Linked DNA regions of Homo sapiens: region 2 is linked to region 1. Evidence: read pairs that join two places in POLR2A ChIA-PET (ENCODE). Cell type or tissue: Panc1. All regions are shown on one strand. Each heading gives the region's core, and the rest is flanking DNA. Links, peaks and the distances in the headings are about the cores only.

Region 1 (5,861 bases), core at 607-5,606:
TGGACTCTGTGAGGGTCCTTAGTTTTGGTTGTTTAATGCACTATTTTTGTGCTGATTGGCCTCCTGCCAGGAGGTGGCACTTTGAAGAGAGCATCAGCTGTGGTAGTATAGGGAGGATCAGCTGGTGGGCAGAGCCCTAGAACTCAGGAGAGTATATGCCCTTTGTCTTCAGCCACCAGGGTGGGTAGGGAAGGAGACCATCAGGTTGGGTCAGGGTTAGGCCTGTCTAAGCTCAGGCTCTCCTTGGGTGGGTCTTGCTGCGGCTTCTGTGGGGAATGGGGATGTGGTTCCCAGGTCAATGGAGTTATGTTCCCAGTAGGATTAAGGCTGCCTCTGCTGTGTCATGCAGTTAGTCAAGGAAGTGGGAGAAAGCTGGCAGTCACAGGCCTTACCCACCTCCCAAGCAACCCAAAAGGCTGGTCTCACTCCCACTGTGCACCCCCCCAACAGCACCAAGTGAATTTCCAGGCAGTGGGAGAGCAGGGCTGAGAGCTTGCCCCAGGCTACCAGCCTCCCACTGTGAAAGCCAGCTGGGTTTTTGTTCCTTTCAGCCTGTGAAGTCTGCATTCCAGATTCATGACCTCCACCGGGTTCTGGCCAGGAGACTTCACATTCAGTTGGAATTGTTACAAAGTTCAGCTAGAGGTTTCCTTCTCCCTGTGGTCTTTTCTCTGGCAGCCCTCCTCAAGGACCCCTGTGAGACAAGGCAGAAATGGGTACCCAGGGGACCCAGAGAGCCCACAGGGCTTTTCCTGCTGCTTCCTTTACCCCTGTATTTTGCTCTGCTCTCTAAATTGACTCAGCTCCAGGTAAGGTCAGAATATTCTCCTGTGATCCAGACCTTCAGGTTCCCCAGTGAGGGTATGTGTTCAGGGGTGGACAGTTCTCTTTTCCCACTACCACAGCTTGGGCATTCACAGTATTTGGGTTGTCTCCAGTGTCCTACAGGAGTCATCCGCTTTCTTCAGAGAGTCTGTGGGTTTTCTCAGCTTTCCTGGTTTATTCCTGCAGTAGTTCTGGAGCAAAAGGTTACAGTGCGAGTCTCCACATACTGCTCTGTCTGTCTGCGTGGTAGTTGCAATCTAGTCCCGCCTCCCGTCCACCATGATCCTCTATGCTGTCCAGCAACCTAATTCTAACATTACTTTTTCAGTGCCTATACCTGGTTTGAGAGACATTGAGTTAATATTAATGAGTTAATAAACATTCGACACATTTTCATTCTATATTTGTATGAGTCACATTTTTAACTTTTTGAAAATTATACTTTGACAATTTTTCCCATTAAAACGTGGAATAGTGGGGAAGCAAGAATTTAGGCCAAGAAGGTAGTCGAAGATGACCAGAAAAGGCCCAGGAACCAAGGCCAATAAAACAGTCTCCCTATTGATACTCTTTCTCTCTCATGGATGGTTTATTCTAACTACAGCAGACAAAGTGATCCTTTCAAAACCTAAGTTGGGTTATGTCAGTTTTTTTGTTTTGACCCCACCAGTGGCTACAGATATCACCCAAAGTTAAAGCAAAGCTCTTGTTATGCCCTAGAAGAATCTGGGATCTGCTGCTTTTATCAGCATTCTCTTTTCCCCAACCTGCTTTATTTTTTTTCCATAGCACTTAGCACCATACGGAATCCTATACACTTGTTTATTTCTGTCTCCCCGCACTGGAATTTAAGTTCCTTGAGAGCAAAGACTGTGTTGTCCACTGCTCTCTCAGTGCTTAGAACAATGGCATGAAATAGATGCTCAATAAATATTTATTGAAATATGATTTCCTTTAGAGAGGGGTAGAATATAAGCAGTTTGAGGCTCGAAAAGAAGGTATGAAATAATTATTCTGGAAAAAATAAACTTACGAAAAAATAAATGTATTAGGTATATGTAATACCATTGCCAGGCAATATTGAATGCCTATTTGAGATCCGTGGGCACAGTTTTAAGGTATAATCAATAGACCTAATTAAGTGTTCTCGTCAGCAATGTTTAGTTGTTCAGGTGACAGTGTAGAGCAGCATAATGGTTGGGCTTAAAATTGTTGGGACATTGCCTAGGCCAGTATGATGAAAGGAGAGTGCACCATATCACCTTACACATCCCACCTGACCCAGTTTCCAATGCCTTCCCACCTTCCCAAACCGTTCCACTGGGTCCTTTGTAACTCATGATCTATCATCTGTAATCTCTTTTCTTCAATATCTTCTCTAAACCGTCCCTTTACCCTCTTTGATGGAACAAAAGCTGACTATCTCTTGATGACCTCACTTTTGCTATGCTTCATGGCCTCTATAGATTTTGTGGAGCTTCCTCAGGAGCAGCCCCTAGTTTGAGGGTAAGAGGAGCTCAGTGAGCATTCCAGTCCCCAAGCAGAGCAGCCCACCTTGACCTGCTTTCATGATTGGAATTCCACAGAAGATTATTTTCAAGTTTCCCCTAGGGGAAAAAATAGTTTGGAAACCACTGTTTTGTTACATTTTGCAGTGGGCTAATGTCTGCTGTGTGTCTCCAGTCCCCATTTCCTAGGTTATCCTGATCCTGTTCCATCACTGTGCATTGGTATATGAGGAGAGAGAGCTTAGCCTTTCAGCACATAGGTCTCTGGATCTGAAGGAGCCACATTTGAACCTGTTGTAGAAACTATCCCACACACTACCCAAAGATTCTAGACTTTGAACTTTATACTATGACGTGATTGGAGTTTTGGGTTGTCTCCCTTGGAAGAGGTTTATTACCACAGTAAAACCTAGTCACCCAAATACACCTTTGCTGGTTTCTGAGGTTATCCTGATTCCAGACTTTGAGATTCTAGACTGAGCTTTATACTATGACATGGTCAGACTTTTGGGTTGTCTCCCTTGGAAGAGGTTTATTACCACCACAGCAAAACCTAGTCATCCAAATATATAGTTCTTTGCTGATTTCCTCTCTGCTATTTTCTCTGGTTCACTCTTTTGGAACGTTTTTTTATTTGGATGTTAAATCTTTTTTCTTTTTTTTGGAGACAGGGTCTCATTCTGTTGCCCAGGCTGGAGTGCAGTGGCAAAATCATAGCTCACAGTAGCCATGAACTCCTGAGCTTAAGGGATCCTCGGCCGTCTAAGTAGCTGGAACTACGGACACATGCCACCATGCCCAGCTAAAATTTTTGTGTTTATTTTTTGTAGAGATGGGGTCTGACTGTGTTGCCCAGGCCAGTCTCGAATTCCTGGCCTCAAGCAATCCTCCTACCTCTGCCTTCCAAAGCTCTGGAATTATAGGTGTGAGCCACCAGGCCCAGCCAGATGTTAAACCTTATAGTGGAGATTGCTCAACTTCCTCCAACATCCATTCTCTCCTTCCTTTTAATGATACAACTCCTGAGATTTAGCTGAACATGGCAGGACTACATGCTCCAACCTCCCTTGCAGCTAAGTGTGAACTGAAGTGCGTATATCTTACTAGTCATATCTTTAAGTCATGAATTGTATCCGCCCTCTTCCTGTTAGGAAATGTTTTTTGTTTTGTTTTGTTTTTGAGATACAGTCTTGCTCTGTCACCCAGGCTGGAGTGTAGTGGTGCAATCTCAGCTCACTACAACCTCTGACCCCTGGGTTCAAGCAATTCTTCTGCCTCAGCCTCCCGAGTAGCTGGGATTATAGGCGCGTACCACTGTTCCTGGCTAATTTTTATATTTTCAGTAGAGACAGGGTTTGGCCATGTTTGCCAAACTGGTCTCAAACTCCTGACCTCAGGTGATCCACCCGCCTCAGCCTCCCAAAGTGCTGGGATTACAGGTGTGAGCCACTGCGCCTGGACAGAAAATGTTAATAACTGAAACATCAGGCCTGGGTACAGAGATGGATATGGATGCAACATGTTTAGCATGACGGAGCCAGCTGGTCATAAAGCAGAGTCATCTACCTACTCTAGGCCACAGAGGAATGAACTTCTGTCCTATTAATGCCACTATATTTTGGAGTCTCTGTTACAGCAACTTAAGCTGATCCTAATGCAGTCCTCCTAGATGGTTACTTAAATTTTCTCAACTTCTAATGTTCTCCTATTTTTTCATCTCTTTGTATATTTTTATTGTACTTCCTAGAAATTTCATTAACTTTGTTCTTCAATGCTTCTACTGAGTTTTTTCATTTCTGCTATACTTTTAATTCCCAAAATTTCTTTTTTTTTTTTTTTTTTTGAGACGGAGTCTCGCTCTGTTGCCCAGGCTGGAGTGCAGTGACACGATCTTGGCTCACTGCAAACTCTGCCTCCCAGGTTCAAGTGATTCTCCTGCCTCAGCTTCCTGAGTACCTGGGATTACAGGCACACACCACCATGCCCAGCTAATTTTTGTATTTTTAATAGAGACAGGGTTTTGCCATGTTGGTCAGGCTGGCCTCAAACTCCTGACCTCAGGTGATCCGCCCTCCTTGGCCTCCCAAAATGCTAGGATTATGTAGATGTTACGTCCTTTTAAAGTTTTTTTCTTCCTCCTAGCCCGTTTCCTCCAAGTTACTTTTATTTATTTATTTTATTTTATTTTTTGAAATAGAGTCTCGATCTGTCACCCAGGCTGGAGTGCAGAGGCACGATCTTGGCTCACTGAAACCTCCACCTCCCGGGTTCAAGCAATTTTCCTGTCTCAGCCTCCCAAATAGCTGGTACTACAGGCGGCCGCCACCACACCCAGCTAATTTTTGTATTTTTAGTAGAGACAGGGTTTCATCATATTGGTCAGGTTGGTCTCGAACTCCTGACCTCAGGTGATCCGCCCACCTCAGCCTCCCAAAGTGCTGGGATTACGGACGTGAGCCACCACAGCCGGCCAAGTTACTTTTATTCCTGTTTGTTTTTATCTATACTTTTAAGTGTCTAGTGAACCTTGGCTTTCTGCTTACATTTAAGAGAGAGGCACTACAAAGCTGAATGGAAACTCTGTGTTCATGGATAGTTCTTTTAGACTATGAGTTTCAGTATAGGCCAATGGTTCTCAATGGGGACAGTTTTGCTCCCCACCCTTGTGGTATATTTAGCAATGTGTGGAAACATTTTTGGTTGTCAAAACTGGGAGAAGGGTATGCTACTAGCATCTAATGAATAGAGACAAAGAACACTGCAAAACATCTTAAAATGCACAGGATGGTCACCCAAAACAAAGCATTGAAAACATCAGTATTTTAAATCGTTTCTCTTGGGCAGATTATCCTCTTCACAGAAGATTCTGCCAGCATGCTACCTTGCTGCCAGTAATCCCTGATCCTGGCAGTGGAAAAAAGCTGGCAACTCAACTTCAGTGAATGAACTTTTACTTAATCTCCCTGTTTTAGCAAAATGTCCCTGCCCTCAAATATGCTTATGTCTCTTGGTCCAGACTCCCCTTGCTTCACTTTCTCCAGATATCAGGAATTTAGTGGTATTCTGCTGGAGTTGGGATGGGACATAGAATAGTAGGGAGGGTATTGTAAATAGCCTTTCAATCATCTTGTTTTGGTTCTTCTTTTATCTACATTTTCAGAGGTACCTGATGTCTTTCCACTTCTTGGGCTCTTTGAGGGTTCTATAATATAATTCAGTTGCCTTTTTTTCCTACTACAGGCATACAAATTAGCTTTTCTGCTTAGGTTTTGCTAAGTCAGTTTTTATTAGTCCACCTGCTTTCCCGCTTCCAATATATTTTTGAAGAGATGGGGTCTTGCTATGTTGCCCAGGCTGAACTTAAACTCCTGTGCTCGGCCAGGCGCAGTGGCTCACGCCTGTAATCCCAGCACTTTGGGAGGCCAAGGCAGGCGGATCACGAAGTCAGGAGATCGAGACCATCCTGGCTAACATGGTGAAACCCTATCTCTACTAAAAAATACAAAAAATTAGCCAGGCATGGTGGCA
Region 2 (5,861 bases), core at 502-5,501, 88 kb after region 1:
TCTCGGCAGGCCTCCTAGCTCGCTCGCCCCGGGACAGGCCCTCGCCTACACCCCTGGAAGTAAGGAGCCCCGGGCTCTTTCGTCCTTTTCGGGGTGTGGAGCCCCTGGGGCCCTTGAAAGGTGAGGCCTCAGAGGCGAGGGAGGGGTGAGCGGGGAGCTCTGCCCGCCTGCGGCTGCGCCCCCGCTGTGGACTAGGAGGCAGGCCAACCCTCCGGACTTTGGGGGAAAAACCACAGCGGGCTCCTTGCGGAAACTTTGGCCGTTCTAACTTGCCAAGAGCCTGAGTGAGGCCTTGGAAGCCTCCAGCCCCGGCTCAGGTCGGGACGCGGCTGCTGAGCTTTCTCAGGCCCGCAGGACAGCGGCCCCCGCCGGTGGCGCCGCTGCATTTAGGCCCTTTCCAGACCGGTGGCGGCAGCCAACCCGAGACTTGCGTCCCTCGGGCCCGGGGCAGCTAGGAGGTCGGCGCGCAGCGGGCCGGGTCAGGACTGGGTCGAGCAGACAGAGCTGCAGCCCCCGCCTTGCCCGGCTTCTCGCGGCTGGAGAGCAGAGCGATGTCACCCGGAGCCCCGCCTGGGTGGTAACGAGACCCTGGCCAGTCACCCCTGCAGCCCAGACTAACTTCTTTCAACAGCCTCTGATGGTAATTACAGTAATCGAAGCTGCCATATATCTTTAGGCAATTATGACACACAAAAAGCCCCGAGGGGACCCCCTGGCGAGGGAAGTTAAGAACGGTTTTCCAGCTTCAGGAAACTCCGGCTCGCCTCACGTCGGAGCTCGCTCGGCTTGCTAAATGAGAGGAGCTTTGCAACGGGGTCAACCAGCTTGTCTCGTGACCCCAAGTCACCTTAACGTGGCTGGGTGGCGGAGTCTGAGGCACAGGCCCGCTATGCCCCGGAATTTTCGCGTCCCTCCCTCCTGGGCCCCGCCCCAGCCCGGTTGCCTGTTTCTAATCTGCCCCGGGAGCCGCGGCTCAGAGGTCTGCTCAGAGGCAGGACTCGCACTGGTGGTGGCCTAGAGGGCAACAGTCCGGAAGCTCGGGCGGGGGAATCCGAGGAGGGGCCCCCACCCTGCACTGGTCTTCCCTCCACCCTCATCGGGTTCTCCAGAGATGTTGTCATGGGCCTCCTGTCCGGATGGGAAGTGGGGAAAAAGAGACCCCACCACTGCTCCTCCCACTCACTCATCTTGGCATCTTCAACAGTGCCACAGGGAAGAGGACAGCTGGGGTGACAGTACTGCTGGGCCCCAAACGTGGACCCTGGAGCGGTCAGAGGGCGCGTGTTAAGCAGAGGATGGTTGTAAGATATGGAAACCAAGTTTACCGCTTCCAGAGTGAGTGCAGTGCAGCGGAGCTCCAGACCCGGTTCCTGAGCGACCAGGAACTCCCTTGGGCGCAGTGACAGGCCCGAAGGAGTGGAGGACAAGACCCGCTGTGCCCTTGCCTGGCCCTCTCCAGCCCCTCCCTCCCACAGCACAATCTCCCCTCCCGCCCTGTGGGAGGGGGGCGCCGAGCCGGTGGCCGCCGCGCCGCGCGCCTCCCCTGCCCGCCTTTGTCGCCGTCCGAATTCCCATGCTACTCTTTTTGACGGGTCACTGGTGGCTCTATAGGCAGGTGCTGCCGCGGGGTTGTAATTACCCGGCCGAGCCTGGTCGTTACCGAACACCCCCTCACCCCCAAGCACGGTCCCCCGCGCTCTCCTTCCCCCACCCCCTCCACCTGAGACGAGTCTGGGACCCACGGTGCAAGCTCGCCCGGACGCCTCGGGTTCCAGGAGCAAGTTTACACCTGCGGTGCCTCGAGGCCCTCCCCGCGCCACGCCCTCACCTCCCCTACTCCCCTCGCCCAGACGTTCCACTGCCGCCCCTTCCCACCTCAATCCCATCGTAGTCCCCAACCCAAGCGCTTTCGGCAGCAGCTGTCGAATTTCAGGGAGGCCTGAGGCCGCTGGGGCCCAAACTGGAGGCCTTCGGATAGGTAGAAGAAGAGAAAAGCAAGTGTTAATAAGTCAATTGTTATCAACTATTGTTATTTTTAAAATTAAAGTGTTAATTAAGTTAACAGTTTAATACTCCCTTTGTTTTGCGGGAGGAAGCATTTCTAAGTCCCTATAAACCGCTTCAGGCACTTGTTGGACTCTTGAACCTTAGAGGAAAAGAATCCCTCCCTTTCTAAACGGCCAAATATTACCCTCTCCCTGACACTCCTCCAGGGTCGGTGGCCACCCCAGGCTTGAGGGGATTCCAGGGAAAGTTCTCTTGAGGTGGGGTCCATGGGGGGTGGGGGGATACAGCCTAGAGAAATCAGTCAGATTCTTAATTTAAAAAAAAATCAGGCTCAAAGAGCACTGGAAAAAACCGGGAGGAAGAGATCCACACAGGACCAAGTGTGTGGAGGCCAGTCTTCTAGGGAGAAAGGGCTTAGGAAATGGAGGGAGCCTGTCCCAAGCTAACCCGACAGGGAACCGACAACTTGCGTCGCTCCCCTCTCCCTTGCCTAGTCCCGAACCACTTTGCGGAGAAAATAATTTTTTCCTAAAAGAAATAATTTCTCTAAAGCGACTCACCAAGCATTTTTTAAATAGGTAAAGCGAAAGTTGGCCAATTACCACTACCCTTATTATCATTAATAATCCAAGTATTAGCATTACAATAATAATCCTAATAATAACACCGCCCGGCGGAGCTCAGAGAAAACTCGATTGCCTTCCAGCTGCCATCCCTGGTTCCAGCCGTGTTTGTTTTTCTTCTTTTCCCTTTTACATTTCAAGTTTGTCTCCTCGCGCGCTCACTAACAACTTTCTCTGTTAAATGCAAAAGCGAAGGAGGGAGGCGGCCAAACTTTCCGCGGAGCAGAAAGGCAGTGGAGGGCCGCACTGCCGCCCGGGCCTGCTGTCATCTTTTATTCCAAAATGGGTCTCGGCGATTAGAAGAGAACCAAATACATGTAGCGGTGCATGAATAATGCTCATTGTAGGAAACTGACACTTGCTCAAGGAAAAAAAGTTTGGGTATAAAATCACTTCATTATTTGCTTTTACCGCAGCTTCGGTGCTAATCCCTTCAGAGGTCAGATTGCTTAGCATCTCTCTCTCCCTCTCCCCTTTTCTCCCTCTTCTCCGCCCTCCTTTCCCTCTCGCCCCTTCCCCCCTTCCCCGTCTTTCCTGCGATTTCAGGCCGCATTTTAGATATCCCCTGCAAAGTGTGTGGCGACCGCAGCTCGGGGAAGCACTACGGGGTCTACGCCTGCGACGGCTGCTCAGGTTTTTTCAAACGGAGCATCCGAAGGAATAGGACCTATGTCTGCAAATCTGGAAACCAGGTACCTTAGCCAGGGCTGCACTGCTGGGCTCCGCTCTGCTGCCTCCTCACTCTTTTGTTTGTGCCAAGGCCTCCTCTGAGTTTCCACGCAGTTGAGGAGAGACCCGGCCCTGACCTCTCCCTTCCTCTCCCCTCCTTCTTGCCTCAACTCTTGGAGGCCCTTTGGCTGGGGAAAGGCGGGAAGAGGTAAGGGAAGATATGAGTTTACAGGAGGGAGTCTGAAGTCCTAGAGCCTCCCTACACTTTTTTAAATTATTATTATTCTGAAAGATTTTGACACTGGGTAAGGCCCACACCCTGTGGCTCTAAAGCCGGCCCAAGGGACCTAAAGAATTTAGCATCTAAACCACAAGTAGCAAGCAGGAGAAAGAGCTTTGTTATTGTGCCTGCCCACCCCACACTCACTCCTAGCAGCATCAAGCTCAGTCCCCTGATCACTTGCCTGGGATGCAGAAGTAAGCGGCACACAGACATCTGAGTCAAGGTCACCACCACCTTTAGCTGAGACCACCAAGTGAGTGCTAGCCACTTGGAAGAGAGGCCGTGCTTTCTGAAGGGTTGTGCATTTTCAACTCTGGAGAAGCAGGGCTGCTCTGGAAGTGGGCAGTGGGAATCCAGCACCCATGTGACCTTAGCTATGCCTTGTCAGAAAAGGGCAGGGTGAGGAAGAAGAGAAGATTCAAAAGGAAGGTGCAACTGGGACCCTCCTCAAGCTTCCATATCCCTGTCCTCCTTCTCTGCTTAGAATTTGGGCCCAGTCGGTTGTTTTGGTCTTGAGTAGGCAGAACTGTCTCAAAGAGACAGAGGAATCTGGCATGGGCTGAATATGAGCCAAAGCTTCTAGAAAGAGTGAGCAGAACCTCTTGACTCAGTTTCCAGCTCAATAATAGGCTGATTTTAACTAAGGAGATCAACCTTCTGGTCCTACACTTTGCCCTCTCCTTATCAGCGACTCAGACCCTCAGTACAGAGTCCTCCATTTCACTTGTGGAAAGATCCCTGAGGGTGCATTAGTCAGCAGTCATCCTTTGGTAACAAAATAGTAAAACACTTTTCACTAATTGATATATATAGGGTACATGTATACACATGCATATATTGTCTGCTGCTAGTGAATTGTTCTGACATCTTTTTCTGAAGTCATGTCTGCTCATATTGTTTTCTAATAGTTTTGGATTAACCACAAAAACAGAAGATATTTGCATTGAGATAAATTTTGAGCTCTCTAGCCCTGTTACCTGTTTAATTGGCTACTGTATCAGTTTCTAGCTTCACCATATGGACACATCACATTTTACACGCATAGGACTGTATCCCAATAACTCCACAGGATTGTGCGATTACTGCGGGTTGTCAGATTTGAACCAACTTCTACTTAGATTGTCTTTTGCTTTTATGCAGTGAACAGAATTGGAAAATCAAGATCTCTGATGTTGTGCTTGATCTTTTAGAAGGGGATGGCTATCAATTCAAGCATATTGATATCAGTCCAAGTGCTTGTAAAGGACTGATAATAGACTCATCAGGCCTGGTGTTCTTCTTGCAAGGAGAGTAAATGATCAGAGCTGAGGCGTTTATCCTTCTCTCTGGCGCTAGATATTTATATACATTTGATCTGATTTGAAGACACACTTAAGAACTTATGAAGGTTTCCATTTTGCATTTGCATACTTATAAGAATACTGGAAAGATACCATCTGAGGATAGATATATAATTACATTTAATAACAAGTTTTAAAAAACCTGTTTACAATGAACTATTACATTGGCCAGCAAAGATGCCCTAAATAATTCACTTTGGACCCAAAAATTATCTCCTTTCTCTCTTATTCTAGGATTAAATTATATTCCAATTTATTATTAACAGTAATGAGGACATTTAGAAATGGATATGAACATCTGTCCCACCTTTATTTTAAATAAATCATCATAATTTAAATTGGAGAAGTGTGAACTCATAAAACTGCATTCGAATGTGTAATTTTCCCCTAAAGGGCTTCAGGGGGAAGAAAAACATACTTACTCCAACTCCAGAGTATATGAATTTTTGAGATTATGAAGCAAAATAAAAATACATTTATTATCTTTCTTCTCACTACAAATCTAACAGTAGCAACTTCTATAAATATAGGAGAGCACACAATGTCTTAAATATTTTCTGTGTATAAAACTCATGCACATGACTCTTTATGTATCTATGCATATGTCCCCTCGGTAATGACATCTAACACTGAATAAATTCCAAAGGAAACTTTATCTGTAGATTTCCTCTTTCAATGGCTAATGTTTTTACAGAAAATTGCATTAGGTAAACATCTAATTTCTCATGCATCTCAGATAAATATTTCTAAAGAAGTGACTACCTTTATTTTTTCAGTTACTATGCTAACAGTCTGAGCCCATATTATCATTTAGTCTGACAGTCCATCACATTACCTTCCTGGTCCTGTTTACATGGTGAGCATTTCTATATTTTGCTCAAGACTTGAGCTCTTCCTTTTTCACCCTCATCTTCTCTAGGCCTTGCCCTCCTAAACTCT

Evidence for each region. Peaks named below come from ENCODE experiments on the same cell type or tissue, not always from the same donor. Only the 100,000 strongest peaks of a DNase experiment are listed, where the experiment ranks them.
Region 2: POLR2A ChIA-PET joins it to region 1 with 5 read pairs; 2 of 35 experiments call an interaction of 5 or more read pairs at or near these places.

What each region holds. Positions count from the first base shown.
Region 1 is chr6:108,080,067-108,085,927 of GRCh38, forward strand. No RefSeq gene overlaps it. Among named protein-coding and RNA genes, the nearest start is that of OSTM1, 8.3 kb to the left of the region's middle. RefSeq lists an enhancer at 1-430. In Panc1, for the core only: no CTCF peak of the experiment used is centred there; no DNase peak of the experiment used is centred there; H3K27ac peaks cover 2,201 bases.
Region 2 is chr6:108,168,282-108,174,142 of GRCh38, forward strand. It overlaps NR2E1 (nuclear receptor subfamily 2 group E member 1), which reads left to right. Exons shown (of 9, transcript NM_003269.5): 2 at 3,177-3,322. Among named protein-coding and RNA genes, the nearest start is that of NR2E1, 5.2 kb to the left of the region's middle. RefSeq lists enhancers at 388-1,289, 1,290-2,189. In Panc1, for the core only: no CTCF peak of the experiment used is centred there; no DNase peak of the experiment used is centred there.